Regions from separate parts of the Homo sapiens genome. Here regions 1 and 3 are each linked to region 2. Evidence: chromatin contacts called from ENCODE Hi-C or POLR2A ChIA-PET data. All regions are on one chromosome and are shown on one strand. Each heading gives the region's core, a stretch centred on a gene start or an enhancer-like site at or near the end of the contact. The rest is flanking DNA. Distances are from core to core; before and after follow the strand shown.

Region 1 (4,740 bases), core at 1,371-3,870, 680 kb after region 2:
ATTGGAAAATAGAAAATTTTATTAAAGATACCATCTTATAAATCAGGAATTATTAAAATATGTATAGGTGAGGCATTGGGAAATTAATTATAAAAGGTAGACGTGTAATGTTTTGCATAAATTTTCACTTCTTTGCCAAAAAGAAAAAAAAAAGGGCACACACATACAGCAAACCCTTGATGCTTTCAACTTTAAGGGCCCAGAGCTATCTGGTGACTGATTCTCATGTGCAAAATATTCCCTGCAGTCTGTAATTAATTTATTCCGCCCTAAATAATAGAATGCATGGCGTTTGTTTGAATGAGTATCCTTCTAGAATCTTTAATTTGAAACAGGCAGTCACCAGGATTCAAATCTAACCATAGATGGGGACTTTCATGTTACAACCTTGCCAGTAAGTTCATGAAGCTTTTTCTTTTTTCCATTTCTGTGTAGAAGAAACCTCGTGTTTATTTTAAAATTCTTAGTCACTAAGTGATAGAATGCTTTGCTGTAAATGTTGCTTTTCACTAAATGCCATTTGGGTGTTAAGTGTCATTTGCTGTATCCAATCATCCAACCAGTCCTCATTTCATTGCATCAAAGAAACTGCTAAAACGTTCTTAGATTGTTTTTACATCAGCTCATAGACGCATTTTCTGGATCTTATTGTGGGACTCATCAGATTTGGATAGTTAGAGGATACGCTCATCTCGGGAAGGTGCCCAAGTTTTTGGACATGGATCTGAGGAAGAAAGCTTATGGGTGAACTGGGGCAGGAGCTCACGGGCTTCCCATCCCTCAGACTCCTTCGACGGCCTTTCTTCCTGCTTGCTATCACATCTCTTTAAACCTAAGTAAAATCTTCCTTTCAGAACAAAACCAAAGACTCAAGGTGCAGGTTGGTTATGGAAAGGGAATTTCTGCATTTAAAATCAAACTATTCCATCAACAAATATTTCTTGAGCATGTGACATACGTGACAAGTAGTCAGTCACATGAGCAAGGCCCATCCCTGCCATGGAGGTGTTCAGAGTCTGGTAAAAGAAATAACAGATAAACTACATACATACTCACACAGTCTCACTTTCCGTGAATTGCACTACCTGTAAGTAGAACAGCTGACCCAGAATGGTAAAGTCAGGGGAGATTGCTGGGAGAAATGATGTCTAAGCTGAAACCTACAAGATGAGCAGGAAGAAATGGTAAGAGGTCAGCCTTGTGAACCTTTCCTTAGGTTAAGAGTGGGTGCCCAGATCGGTCCCTCTGATTGGTGAGTATCAGTGTAGAGGAAGAAAAGGAATAGCCAACATCAGTTAAGACAAGCTTTTCAAACTTTTAATTTTATAAAGACTGGACCCTGCGTGGACGTATGTAGTATGTGTAAGTTGACCAGAGCAGCCCTAAGCTCTAGCTCTCAGGTACATAGAGCCGAAAAGCAGTTCTTACATTTAGAATGGCCACATTTCTTGTTATTTTAAAAGATTCTATTCTTTTCTATGGAAAGAAAAGCAAAAACAAACAATAGTAAACTGCCCTAATGAAAATGATTGATATTCTTTTGTTCCAGACTCAGTAAACATTCTCAAAGTAAACACCCAAATGTCTTGCTTGGAGGTTAATTTCTCCGTGCTTACTCTGTGGAGAATTTGCCAAGATACTTCATTTGGGGGAGGGAGTGAAAAACTAAGAGGACAAAACAAAAACAAAAAGAAACATGTCTGTGATATGATGACTTTATTAAATTACTACGGATTTCTTAAAAAGACTTTTCACACTCTGTCATTATGTCAGGAAAACACTGTAAATCGTATTTTATAATACTGAGTACATGAGAAGAACGCTTTGCTTTAGGGTATTCCTGCACATCAGAGAACAACTTCTGCTCCTGGAGAAACCACATTCTTTTAGATTTGGTGGGCACGTAATTACAGTGTAGGTGGTATATTCTTCTTGACGAAAATCTTATAAAGCACTTACAGGAACTTGGATATTTGTAATGAAATATAGTATTAGATTTTCATTTTTATACATTTTCTTTTCCTCTAACCATAGCCATTAGGACTGTTTTGAAAGAGTTTTTAGCTCCTATAAAAACAAAGTGCCCCCCCGAAAAGAAAGGGTCTTTTAACTCTTCAAGGATCATTTGGGCTGCCTGGGTCCTTGCTTTAGAGTTGGAGAAATAATATTAAGCAGTCATAAAAAGGGATTCTTAGGCACAATACACAAAAGCTGTTTTATATACTGTTTTTCATTAAGTGCCCCACCCCCACCAACCTTTCAACTAGAATTTTTTTGTTTTTGCTTTTAGTATCCCTGCCAGTACCACCACCTTCTAAGTAAGTCATAACCTTCCACGAGTTCGCTTCTCTAAAACAGGGCCAGGCTGAGATGGTAAAGGAAAGGAAAGGAAAGGCTTGTAACAAAGGCTGCCACCCATTGTCCTGCCCTCCGCACGGCCTGGTAACGTCCCTCCAGCCTCAGAAAGGCCGTCTCTGAACTCAGTGATTCATGCCCAGAAATGACACTGCCATGCAGTTAAAGCAGGACTTGAGCTGGCTCAGGCCAGTAAAACAAGAGCAGAAAAACAAGTTCTGTGAGCCCGAAAGTCCCTACTACGCAGTTGTGTCCCTTGGTGTTTGGGTTTCAGGTTTGTCTTTTGTTCTCAGAATCTGTTTTCATGTGAGGCAAGAGCACAAACAAAAATAAAAATGAGTTCTTATGGGAATACTTACAAGTCTGTTTCTGTCAGGGGTTTACATCAGCAGTTTATTTTTTTAATGTGAGTGACTCATCATCTTTAAACAGGAGGGGAGATTACTGTTAAAAACTAAAGAAAGATTAATTAATTAAAAAAAAAAAGGGACTAAGCAGAATAGTGGGTAGCCAACCAAGTTTGAATAGTTTCGATGGCTAAAAGAAAAGCTGATGCCTGAGAGTACAAATAAATTTAAAAAATAAAACCCTACAGCAATTTTAAATGACATAAGAATTTAACTTTTGGCCAGAGTTTCAAAGAGATTATCTTTGCTGAAATCATCACATGATGGAAACTTGCCATGTAGAAAATATCAGAGTTACTGACTTTTCTAAACATAGCAACTTCTTTTAAATAGAAAAGGAACACAATAAGAAAAATAGGCTTTCCATCAGGAAAAGAAACCCTCCCAGTCCATTCCCTTCCTGCCCCATGCCCCAGAAAAAATTATCTTTTAAAACCTGAACTGCAATCAGAAACACAAAGCACATATGCTTTCATTTCTAATTGATGATTACATTAAGATTTAATAGTTTACAATTAAGATGAATATTTCAAGATTACAGCAAAAACACACACCATTCCCCATTTGCTCTTCTGTTCTAAGTCTGTAATTAATTTTTTTTGGGGGGGCACTCTTTTTTCAAAGAGGCCTTAATTAAGAGAGCAGGTTTGGTTTGAACACAGAGCCTGCTTTGAGTCTTTCTTCTCCATTCTTTCTCTCTCAACCTTCCCTTTCGAAGATGGTTTCTCCTCCAGACAAGCATGTGATCATCAAACAGAAGTTTAAAAGTTAAGAAACTTCTGTACCAGTTGACAAGGTTGACATTTCATTAACTTGTTGGTTCAGCCTTCAAATGATTTTGTGTGGCAAAGCACCCTGTGTTTGGAGTGTACAGCTTTTTCTTCTTCCTTCCCTCACGGGCTAGTCATGTTTAATTTGGAATCTGGGCTCCTTTGGCAAATTAGCAATTAGAACAATTTTGTGGGAATATGTATATGTGTCATTAGTTTTCCTGCAAATTAATAGCAAGGGCAGAGGTCAGGCAGAAATTTTCCACTTGACTGCAGCTCCTCTATTGAGACTTGGCACTTGGTTTTGGAATGGCCACAGCTGCTCTCAGCCACCCTCTTCCTCTAGGAACTGTCTTTTAATTAGTTTACCTCATAGCCATCATTACAAATATTACTGCCTCCCCTCCTCGAAATAAAATTACTGTTTCTACAAAATATTCCAGTGACATCTTGCACCACTGCACATTGATGGTGGGGTCAGTCGAATGCAGCATTTAATCATTAGATCACCTCCATCCGCGTCTCCTAATTAGAGTCCTTACAATACATTTTTATCTGGTAATTAGCTGAGATTGGCTGCTTCCTCTGTGGCTTATTAGAGACAGCCCAGCAGTGGGTGTGAATCACGGTGTCATTTGTCAAGCCTGGTAAGCCCCCTCTCTGCTCTCTTCTGGCTCAGTATTTATTCCCACTTGCTAATGTTCAAAAGCCTCCAGAAAATTCTACCTTCATCTCTTCCTTTGTGGATTGTGCTAACTTGGAGGGATTTTATTTTTCGCTGTTGCTTTTTTTTTTTTTTTTTTTTTTTTTTTGGTAGAAAGAGTCCTAGTGGTGCGATCTTGGTAATAGCTACAAGGCTCACATCCTTTCGGCATTTTGATGACATTTTACTGTGGGATTTGTCTATTCTTCGTAGCTGTGAACACCCAAAAAGATGGGCTTGCACTTGCTGAATGAGTTTTGATTTCTGACAATGAAACTGGAACTCAGTTAACTTGGTGATCTTCCTCCCAAAACTGAAAGGGAGCAGGCATGAAGGACATTTGTGTTTGTAATTTTCATTGCATCTTTCAGAAAGCCACAGTGTTTAGGGAAAAGTTCTTAAACTGAAAAGAGAAGCCGAGAAGTATAGTCAGTCCTCAGAACTGCTTTGTGGTTACTGTGTACCTTTGCCCTTTGACTGACGTATGTGTTTGATGGTAAGCGCT
Region 2 (4,521 bases), core at 1,122-3,621:
TAGCGGTGGGCCTGGCAGATAATGAGGTTTTGATGCCACAGAGCTATTTAGGTGAGTTTATTCTAGGCTCTAAGGATCCCTCGGCTGCTAACATCTGGTCTATTCAGATGTCGCTCTCTCTCCATTCAGAGGGCCCGGGTTTGGTGGGCAAGATGTTCTCTTTTACAATCGACTTGCCTTTGATCTTCAAGACTGGCTTTCCTGCTTAAACACCTGGCCATGCTTAGCCTCTGTAGCAATTCTGCACTCCTGCACAGTGTTTCTTTTCTTGGCTTTCTTTCTTTCTTTTTTTTTTCAGCTTCACTTTTTATACACAGATGGTCATCACGCTGTGTGCAACTGCAGCCGCAGCCTGCTCATCATCGGAGAACAGAATTTTTTTTCCCTCCAGCCGATTCAGACAGGATAACCTCTTAGGCAAACACTTGGGTACCTTCCCATCTCTTACAGCTTCATTTTCTGCTCACACCACCCCCACCAAGTCCTACCCACTGAGTGTGAGCAGAGGCTGGGCCCCCTAGAGCAGAGCTTCTCCAGCAGCAATGAGCATACATACTGACTGCCTGGGCATTTGATTAAAATACAGACTCTGATCCTTAGGCCAGGAGTGGGCCTCAGATTCTGACATCTGTCAGGCTCCCAGGCAACACCCATGCTGTTGGTCTGTGAACCACAGGCTGAATAGCAAAGTCCTAGATTACTTCTAGAATAATCTACACTTTGGCCTCCTCCCAGTAATGTACCTGCCTCTTCCCCGCTTTCTTAACAAAACTTAACTGCCTTATGTTCTGTTCTCATGAAAGCACCCTCCTGCCCCCAGGTGACTATCTCGTACTCAAATATTAATACCTGATGGAGAAGCAGGATGTGGAATCAGAAGACTGTGGGTATAGGAACTGTGTTGTGACCACAGTGTGAGAATTACATTTCTAATTGGTGAACCTTTATTGTTTTTAATATATCCTGGCAGTATTCTACCCTGATAAAAGTTTTAAAGTAATAATGTTATTCTCAATATGGAATTAGATCTTGACACGCTTTCTCCTTCCACCCCTATCCTCAGAGTTCACACAGAACAACAGAGGCTCAACTCATGGCCCATTCAGAGTGCCCAAACATAAGAATCACATCCTGTCAAGAAGACGATCTGTGCCCCTGTCACAGTTGATGCCATGGCTGAGACCAGTATGTTCTATTCAGATTTGAGAAAAGCAGTTTCCATGTAATAAGTCTGATGCCATAATTAAAACATGTAGCAACTGGGTCCATGCCTGCCTTTTACACGAATCCTCAAGAGCGACATTTAGATGAGCATGGACATCTGAAATCCACTTGATGCCATGGCTCTTTCTAGGAGGGAAGCTCCTTTATGCTGTCATTAAATGGGCACTTATGATTCTCCAATCATACATCAGGGTTGAGAGGCGCAAGCTTGCGAGTCCAACTCGCCTTGATTCATATCTTGGTTCCATACATGGCTTTAGCCCTGTTGTTTAACCTCGTTTAGCCTAGCTTTCCCTGTCTATATAATGGGCATAACTATTATTATCATGTATTTCAGGCCTGTCACATGATAGTCTTTGTAGACCCCACCTCTGTGGCTATGACAGCCCTGTAAAGCTGGCTAGCGACTGGTGTGATGTGGGTAACAGTCAATGACAGCAAACCAGCCCTTGCCTCTAGACAGGCCTTCAAGGCTCTTTCGGGCTTGAGTCTCCCTTACTCTCCTGCATCACTGGGGGGTTTCCAGGAACGAGCTTGTTCCACCAGTGCAGTGGGAGTGTGTGTGCTCTCAGGACTCAGGGCAACTGCTCCTACCCTTGTGATGTGAAGGGATTTCAGTATTTTAACTGGTCCATCTCCATTTGGCTGATCATATATTGAGAATTAGAGAGATTAAGCAAATTGCCCAAGACGGCCCAATCAGTGAGTGGTGGGTCTCAGGTGTGTCTCACTCTAGACACCTGTAGCCTTAACCGCTGAGCAGTCCTGCTCCATTTGACACGAGTGAATGTGCATGAAGGTGCCCAACAGTATCTGGCATGTGGATGGTAGGTCCTCAGGAAATCCTAGACTCCTTTGCCCTTCCCCTACACTTGATTCCTGTATGTCTCTCTGCTGAATTGAGTGCCATCCTCATTCTGGGGGCTGGGGTGGGGCGGAGGAAGCTTCAACACCTGACCTCCTCGTTACCCAGCAGGGCCTTGTGGGTGCTGTGACTCACAGTTTCCAATTCTCCCAGTTGCCCGGTTGTACACAGTAGTTTTCTAGCTGCAGGTTGGTGAAGTATTCCAGGGCAGGATGTTTACATCCCCTAGAGGAACGGGCACGGAATCAAGCCAGCCCTTGCTTGGCAACCCCTGGCTGTTCTTTCCAGCCTCAGGCGCCCTGCCAAACCGACTCAGGAGAGGAAAACATAACAAGTGCTGATGTGCTTCCATTTCACATAGAACATAATACAAGTTTTCAGGATGATTTATTTTCCTAAACAAGAAAATACAATGGACCCCATCCATTATTCAACATGCTAATGATAACCTTTACTCTCTTGTCAACGATGATCTAAGGTGGTGTTCAATCGAAGTACAAAGAATAAGCAGAGAACACACAAACACACTCACAATCCCACGACACTCCATGGCATGACAGTGGGAAAAAAATGGGGACACAAGAGGATGTGAAACTAAGAGGAGAGATATGTTTCCGCCTTTGCAGCTTTCTGAGCATCATAAAGCGGGGACTTTAAAAATTTTAGGTGATTAACTTGAAAATGACCCCATAGAAAGTGAACATTGATAACTCAATGCATGCTTTATTGTAATTTTTAGAAAATTGATTTCTTTCAACTGACATTCAAACCACATGGAGCAGAGAGCCTGGAATTGTATCAGTTTTCAAGATCTTTATGCCTGGCCCAGTTAACACCTCTGTGTGTGGGTATGTGGTGGGGGGGTACCCTGTAATACCAGGGTTTTCTTTTAGCTGGGAAAGTCTGAGTTTCCTGAGAATTAAAGGCAATCAGGAAAATGAGAAAGTTTGTTTTGATTCCAAGCAAGCTCAATAGAGTGGCAAAATGAATGAAGATTTTTTCCAAGTAGAGAATACATGCTAATTAAAGTTATTAATTTCCTGTATGTTTAGGGATATTATGTATATTTAAATGGATATCAGTGAAAAGTAAATCAGTATAAATAGCTTATTTTAGAATTAGCATTATAACTCATGTATGGATGTCACCAAATATTAAGTTCATTTCTAAATTTTCCTTTTAAGCATTTTAGGTAGCGTGTAGACCAAATGAGTCCGTTAACAGGAGAGCCTGTGGAGAGCAGCTTGGAACTAAGCATCTGACCCTTGGCCATGCTTTCCAGGAGACTGAAGAGAGTTATTTAAGAAATTTAAGGCTGGGTGCAGTTGCTCATACCTGTAATCCCAGCACTTTGGGAGGCCAAGGTGGGAGGATGGCTTGAGCCCGGGAGTTCAAGAACAGCTTAGGCAACATGGTGAGACCTTGTCTCTATAAAAAATATAAAAATTAGCCAAGTGTGATGGTGTGCGCCTATAGCTGAGTAGTCCCAGCTACCCACGAGGCTGAGGTGGGTGGATCACCTGAGCCCAGGAGGTCGAGGCTACAGTGAGCTGAGATTACACCACTGCACTCCAGCCTGGGTGACAGAGCAAGACTCTGTCTCAAAAAAGAAAAAGAAAAAGAAAAGAAATTTTTAAAAATGTGAAGGCAAAGCTTTTTTTCTGATTCCTTTAAATGGTATTTTGGCTACGAAAATGTAACCATCCCTGAAAAATGCTCATGGCCTCAGCCATTCTCAAAACATTCCCTCCATCTTGGTATTGAGATAAATGAGTAACAAGGAAGGCAGCATTTCTTAATCGGAATCACAGTGGACCCAGCAGCATCTAAGGGGTAGCTGGGGCTTGGGCTCTAGTTGGCTGGGTGACCCTGGACAAGCTGGTAACCTTTCTCAACCAATAATAACCAGGTGATTGGCCGGGCGCGGTGGCTCACGCCTGTAATCCCAGCACTTTGGGAGGCCGAAGTGGGTGGATCATGAGGTCAGGAGATGGAGACCATCCTGGCTAACACAGTGAAACCCCGTCTCTACTAAAAATACAAGAAAAAAATTAGCCGGGCGTGGTGGCGGGCGCCTGTAGTCCCAGCTACTCAGGAGGCTGAGGCAGGAGAATGGCGTGAACTCGGGAGGCGGAGCTTGCAGTGAGCGGAGATCGCGCCACTGCACTCCAGCCTGGGCAACTGAGGAAGACTCTGTCTAAAAAATAATAATAATAATAATAATAATAATAATAATAATAATAATAATAATAACCAGGTGATTATTCCACAGTAAAATGTAAAAGATTTTTGGTTGTTGTGAGGTTGAAATGAAGCAACATAGGTTAAAATATTTAGGCCGGGTACCGTGGCTCACACCTGTAATCCCAGCACTTTGGGAGGCCAAGGAGTTTGAGACCAGCCTGGGCAATATGGTGAAACCCGGTCTCTAC
Region 3 (4,484 bases), core at 1,307-3,806, 520 kb after region 2:
GCTCAAACACTCAGGCAATAATACATTACAAGGAGAGATCCAGCCTAAATCTGAGAGGCTCTCCACAGTTCCAAGAACTGTGAAAAGATAAATATATCTTGGAGGGTCCTTGTAAGGCCGTTCTCACATCCTGCACTGTCCTTGAGGGCCTGGCTGGTGGGTGCTCATCAGTTTTAAAGTCAAAGAGATTTCTGTATTCACAGGAGGAGGGAAGGGGAGAAGGCACAACTTGTATAGAAATCTAGAACTTTACCTTTATTGAAAGCCCATGGTCTTGCACCAAAAAAAAAAAATAATAATAAATAAATAAATAAATAGAATTATCTTTTGGATTTTTTGGTAGGTTAGTGGGCACCATCCAGATGCATTCGGATGTTATTGAAGGTGGGCGAATTGTTGACAAACATGATAGAAGACCAGATACCTTAGGCTGATTTTCACTGCTGGCATTGGACATCGGAGGAGCTGCATGAGCTTTGAAAGCTAAAACTCCCAAACTGGAGCCACAAAAGCTTTAGGCTGCATCAGTTATCAACAAAGAGCCCTGATTTCCACAATCAGAACAGGCATTTCTCCAGCCTCCAGGAAACCTCATGCATCTAATGTTCCCCAAAATATTAATAGTACAAATGGTGGACCCATCTCACTGGTTAAGATTAAGCTTCCCGCAGCAGAGAAGTGAGCAAGTGAAGTGAAAAATCTCAGACCGTATGGAGGATGTTTTGCTGTGCCTTGGCTGGGCTGGCGAGGATGTTTTGCTGTGCCTTGGCTGGGCTGGCAAGGATGTGCTGAAATATAAAGGGATATGGAGAAGAGAGCAAAGTGTCAGTTTGAAAGCCAGAGATTGGAAAATAGAGCAGTTATTTTGAGGGTCAATTCACTTCTCTTTGAGAAGGTTTATCCAGTCAGGTAGCTAACACCCTGGAAGGAAAAGAACTCAGAGGCCGCTAGGCGTGTCTGAGATACTCTCCCACCACCCACTACACTAACCCCCTCCTCATATCTTGCCTTCTCTTTCCATCCCTGCCAAAGGATAAATTGCCCTCATCCTGCTAATGCTAATGGAAGACATTATTAACAAAAGGGAGTGCTTCATAAAGGAAGCTGAGATCTGGCAAGTGGAGGCATGACATCCTTATGCTGATAGTGGTACAGGTCAGAAATAGTGAATATGGAAACAAATATTTCACTGAAATGTTCTGCCATTTAAAGGGACATGTCTAGATAGCCATGTACATATATACTTTTTTCCACCAGTAATCTTTTTTTTTTGTTGTATTTCTCAGAGAAAGAAAAATAGATTTTAAAATGTAAAAACCTGTTCTTCAATTGCGTATGCAAAAATCTCACTGCAGTGTTTATTCTAAACCTGCTCTCATAATGTTCAGTCAAGGAGAAAACAGCAAAAAACAGTTGTTGATGGACTTAGCACAGAACTGGATTAAATAAGCATTAGTCTACTGAAGCTGATTACAGGAATATGAAAATGCAGTATCTTAATGGTACATATTTTTATGTGGCAGCTCAGTTGCCTTTCATTTTGCAGCTAATATGTCTATTCTTATGAGTCATTTACTTCTTTAATTACCTTTTGCAGGCAAGGCACCATGGTATATTAATGTGAATGATTTTTACTGCCAGTTTATCATACAATGCCCCAGAAGTTGAAAGGCGTAATTGACTTGGAAGAACAGCTCATGAAGGAAACAATATTTAGTTGACAGTTTTCCTTGTACTCTCTGTTGACGTTTATGAGTTTACACTATGCTAAAGGAGTAATAAACACAATTTTCTTTCAATAACAGGAAAGGGTAGCTTCTAAAATACATTTGTGGAAAACACATTTGTTCATTTCTTGAATAATATGAAAATAACACATTTCCAGTGATAAGACTTCTCAGATTGCCAATTGAATTAAACCTTCAAAGGTGCATTTATAACCTGTCTCAGAGCATTAGGAGATATTAGGGTTCATGTGATTGAATCTACTTAATGAATATTTAAATTATAAACAGATTTAGATAAATCATATTTAACTCTGGGTGTTAGGGTGAGACAATTTGGTCCTGCGCTCCCAACTTCCAGGAGAAGGAAAGGCAGAACGGGAGCTTGGGGATTGGGAACTGTCTGAAGGAAGATTTTCTTTCTCCAAAGGGAGGGAAAGTCTGACAGTACATTTTGGAAAAGTAAAGAAGGCATAGTCGATGCAACTCCTTATATGGCCTGGCCCTTGAAGAGTTAAATAAAGATTTGGGTGGGTCGCTGCCGTTTTGGAGCCTGGAAAGGTGCTTTGACTTGACTTGGGCAGTGTTATTTTAACCATCACTTCCACAGTCCCCTTGGCCTTAAGCTGGTTCACTGGCTCTGGGCAGGCCCTGGTTTGGCACATTGGTTCAGAGGGAGTTAAACTTTTCACAGTTTTCTGGGTTGTTTGCAGTTCAGTCCTGTGCAACATAATGAAAGTTTTCTAGCCATCTGTTGTTAAGCTGGCGGTGAACAAGGCCAGTATATCCAAACAAAGTTCTGGCCTGCTGTAAACTGAACCTGTCAGTTTAGCATAGCTTTGCTGACCCCTCCAAGGAACAGGGCAGCCCTCGGTACCAGGCACTCACCGCTTAGAACTTTCAAAGGGGAACTATTTTGGGAGTAGGGGGTAGGGGCCTGTTTACTTTTTTCCTCTGTGTTCCTCTCACTGGCTTGGACTGGTTTATACTTAATCTTTACATGTACAAATGGATATTGGTCTCCCCTCCTTTTGGTCCCCCCTCCTTTTTCAGAGGGAAGGACATTTCTTCTTAATAGGGGATTATAACTTTTTTTTTTTTTTTTTTTTTTTGAGACGGAGGCTCACTGTTGCCGGGCTGAAGTGCAGTGGTGCGATCTTGGCTCACTGCAACCTCCACCTCCTGGGTTCAAGCAATTCTCCTGCCTTAGCCTCCCGAGCAGCTGGGACAACAGGCACGCATCACCGCGCCCAGCTAATTTTTGTATTTTTGGTAGAGATGGGGTTTCACCGTGTTGGCCAGGATGGTCTCGATCTCTTTTGACCTCGTGATCCGCCCACCTCGGCCTCCCAAAGTGCTGGGATTACAGGCGTGAGCCACCGTGCCTGGCCGGGGATTATAACTTTTAGAAGAAGGTAGGATTGTCTAGAAATGTATGTGAGGTGGCTGTGATTCAAAGGGAAGTTCTATGCAGTTATTTTTGTTTCATTATTTTGTCTTTCAGTGTTGGGGGGTACAAATAGTCCAGGAAAAGAAGTGCCTATATTTATTACTTAGCTTATATAGTTAAAGTTTTCATAGCTTTAAGAGGGCTTTTCCCCCCTTTCTGCTGCATTTTGTATTTCATCATCAGAAGTTAATATACAGCATAACTTGGCAGAGCAGCAGTTAGACAATACTCCCAGCTGTATGGGCTATTTCGTGCTTCTCTGTTCTCATTTACAAGGTGTATCTTTGGCTTTAATTGCCCAGCTTAACCTTAAAATAATTCCATTGTTTCGCTGTATTTTTTCCTACTGTAGTATATGTTTCATTTTCATTTTCTGTTTGGCAGTATTTCCTTGGCTATATATGAAATGCTCCTATACATTTGGATCCTTGAGCTATCTGTCTATCTACCTACCTACCTATCTCAATACCTATCTAACACTTCCCCTAATCTTTGTGGGTTTCCTTTTGTTAATGATACCTTGGAGGTGCTGCTGTATTTTTCTCTTGGCCTTGCTATCATGTATTTCTTGTCCAGCCTTGGTTACATTTGTGCCCTGTTAAGAGAGGGCCCTGGGGAGCCATCATTAAACCTTGGTGTCCATTCGAAATTGTAAAAATATCAAGGAGAATAGCCACCGTTTTTGAATAATTATTTTGGCTGCTCTAACGGCCACCTTAGTCTGTCTAGGTAGAAGCAGACCACAGTCCCACACAGCAACAAAGAAACAAGATACTGAAAGCCTTTAGACAAATGTCTGAAGCACCAGTGTGAGCGGGTTTGGGCTCAACTTCAGCTGCAATCAAGAAATGGACAAGGGTCAAGAATTCCATAAATGGGGGTGGGGACAGAATAGGCAAAGGAATAAACAAGGAGACACCCAAGCCTTCCCGTTTAAGGGACAAGGAGTATTACAGCTGTGAAAAATATTCAATTTAAAATTTAAATGAATGCACTTACTAGGAAATACTATAGAGTCATAATCTGTTTGTGAGGTGACTGACATATAAAGTGTTTTTTTGTTTTAAAGTGAAAAAAAAACATCACACACACACATATTCGGGGTAGACTTTCGGGTATAAAATGTCAGGTGCAATGTAACGTGTACTCAACTCCAAGAGTCAAGCAAATAACCTTGGTATTTAGGATGTTGCCTTTTAGAACATGAAATTGTATTTTGTTGTGTGTCCTTTTTTTTTTTATTTAGAGGAGGACTACATTAAGAGGTCACCTATTAGCTGTGTTTTTGCTGTCTTAAACTCAGCCCTTCT

What was found. Hi-C counts contacts between places; a loop is a spot of excess contacts on that map. ChIA-PET counts read pairs that join two places held with the same protein, here RNA polymerase II (POLR2A). Pooled maps may share reads with other maps.
Region 1: a map of chondrocyte shows a loop between it and region 2 (2.3-fold over the local background). The contact joins two enhancer-like sites. A Hi-C loop is called at or near these places in 1 of 168 maps with a recorded cell type or tissue (chondrocyte) and 1 of 50 pooled maps. POLR2A ChIA-PET finds 5 or more read pairs at or near these places in 2 of 52 experiments (CD8-positive, alpha-beta T cell and activated CD4-positive, alpha-beta T cell).
Region 3: a map of sigmoid colon shows a loop between it and region 2 (2.2-fold over the local background). The contact joins two enhancer-like sites. A Hi-C loop is called at or near these places in 2 of 168 maps with a recorded cell type or tissue (IMR-90 and sigmoid colon) and 1 of 50 pooled maps. POLR2A ChIA-PET finds 5 or more read pairs at or near these places in 1 of 52 experiments (OCI-LY7).

What each region holds. Positions count from the first base shown.
Region 1 is chr3:70,980,796-70,985,535 of GRCh38, reverse strand. All of the region lies in intron 14 of FOXP1 (forkhead box P1), which reads left to right. Among named protein-coding and RNA genes, the nearest start is that of FOXP1-AS1, 310 kb to the left of the region's middle. RefSeq lists an enhancer at 1-298. Within about 2 kb of position 2,620, at least 23 of the 41 ENCODE cell types and tissues checked have a DNase peak (open chromatin) inside an H3K27ac peak, as active enhancers do.
Region 2 is chr3:71,656,106-71,660,626 of GRCh38, reverse strand. It overlaps a transcript of EIF4E3 not described here. Among named protein-coding and RNA genes, the nearest start is that of EIF4E3, 67 kb to the left of the region's middle. Within about 2 kb of position 2,371, at least 15 of the 41 ENCODE cell types and tissues checked have a DNase peak (open chromatin) inside an H3K27ac peak, as active enhancers do.
Region 3 is chr3:71,133,608-71,138,091 of GRCh38, reverse strand. The region is part of intron 6 of FOXP1 (forkhead box P1); the gene reads left to right. Among named protein-coding and RNA genes, the nearest start is that of FOXP1-AS1, 150 kb to the left of the region's middle. Within about 2 kb of position 2,556, at least 2 of the 41 ENCODE cell types and tissues checked have a DNase peak (open chromatin) inside an H3K27ac peak, as active enhancers do.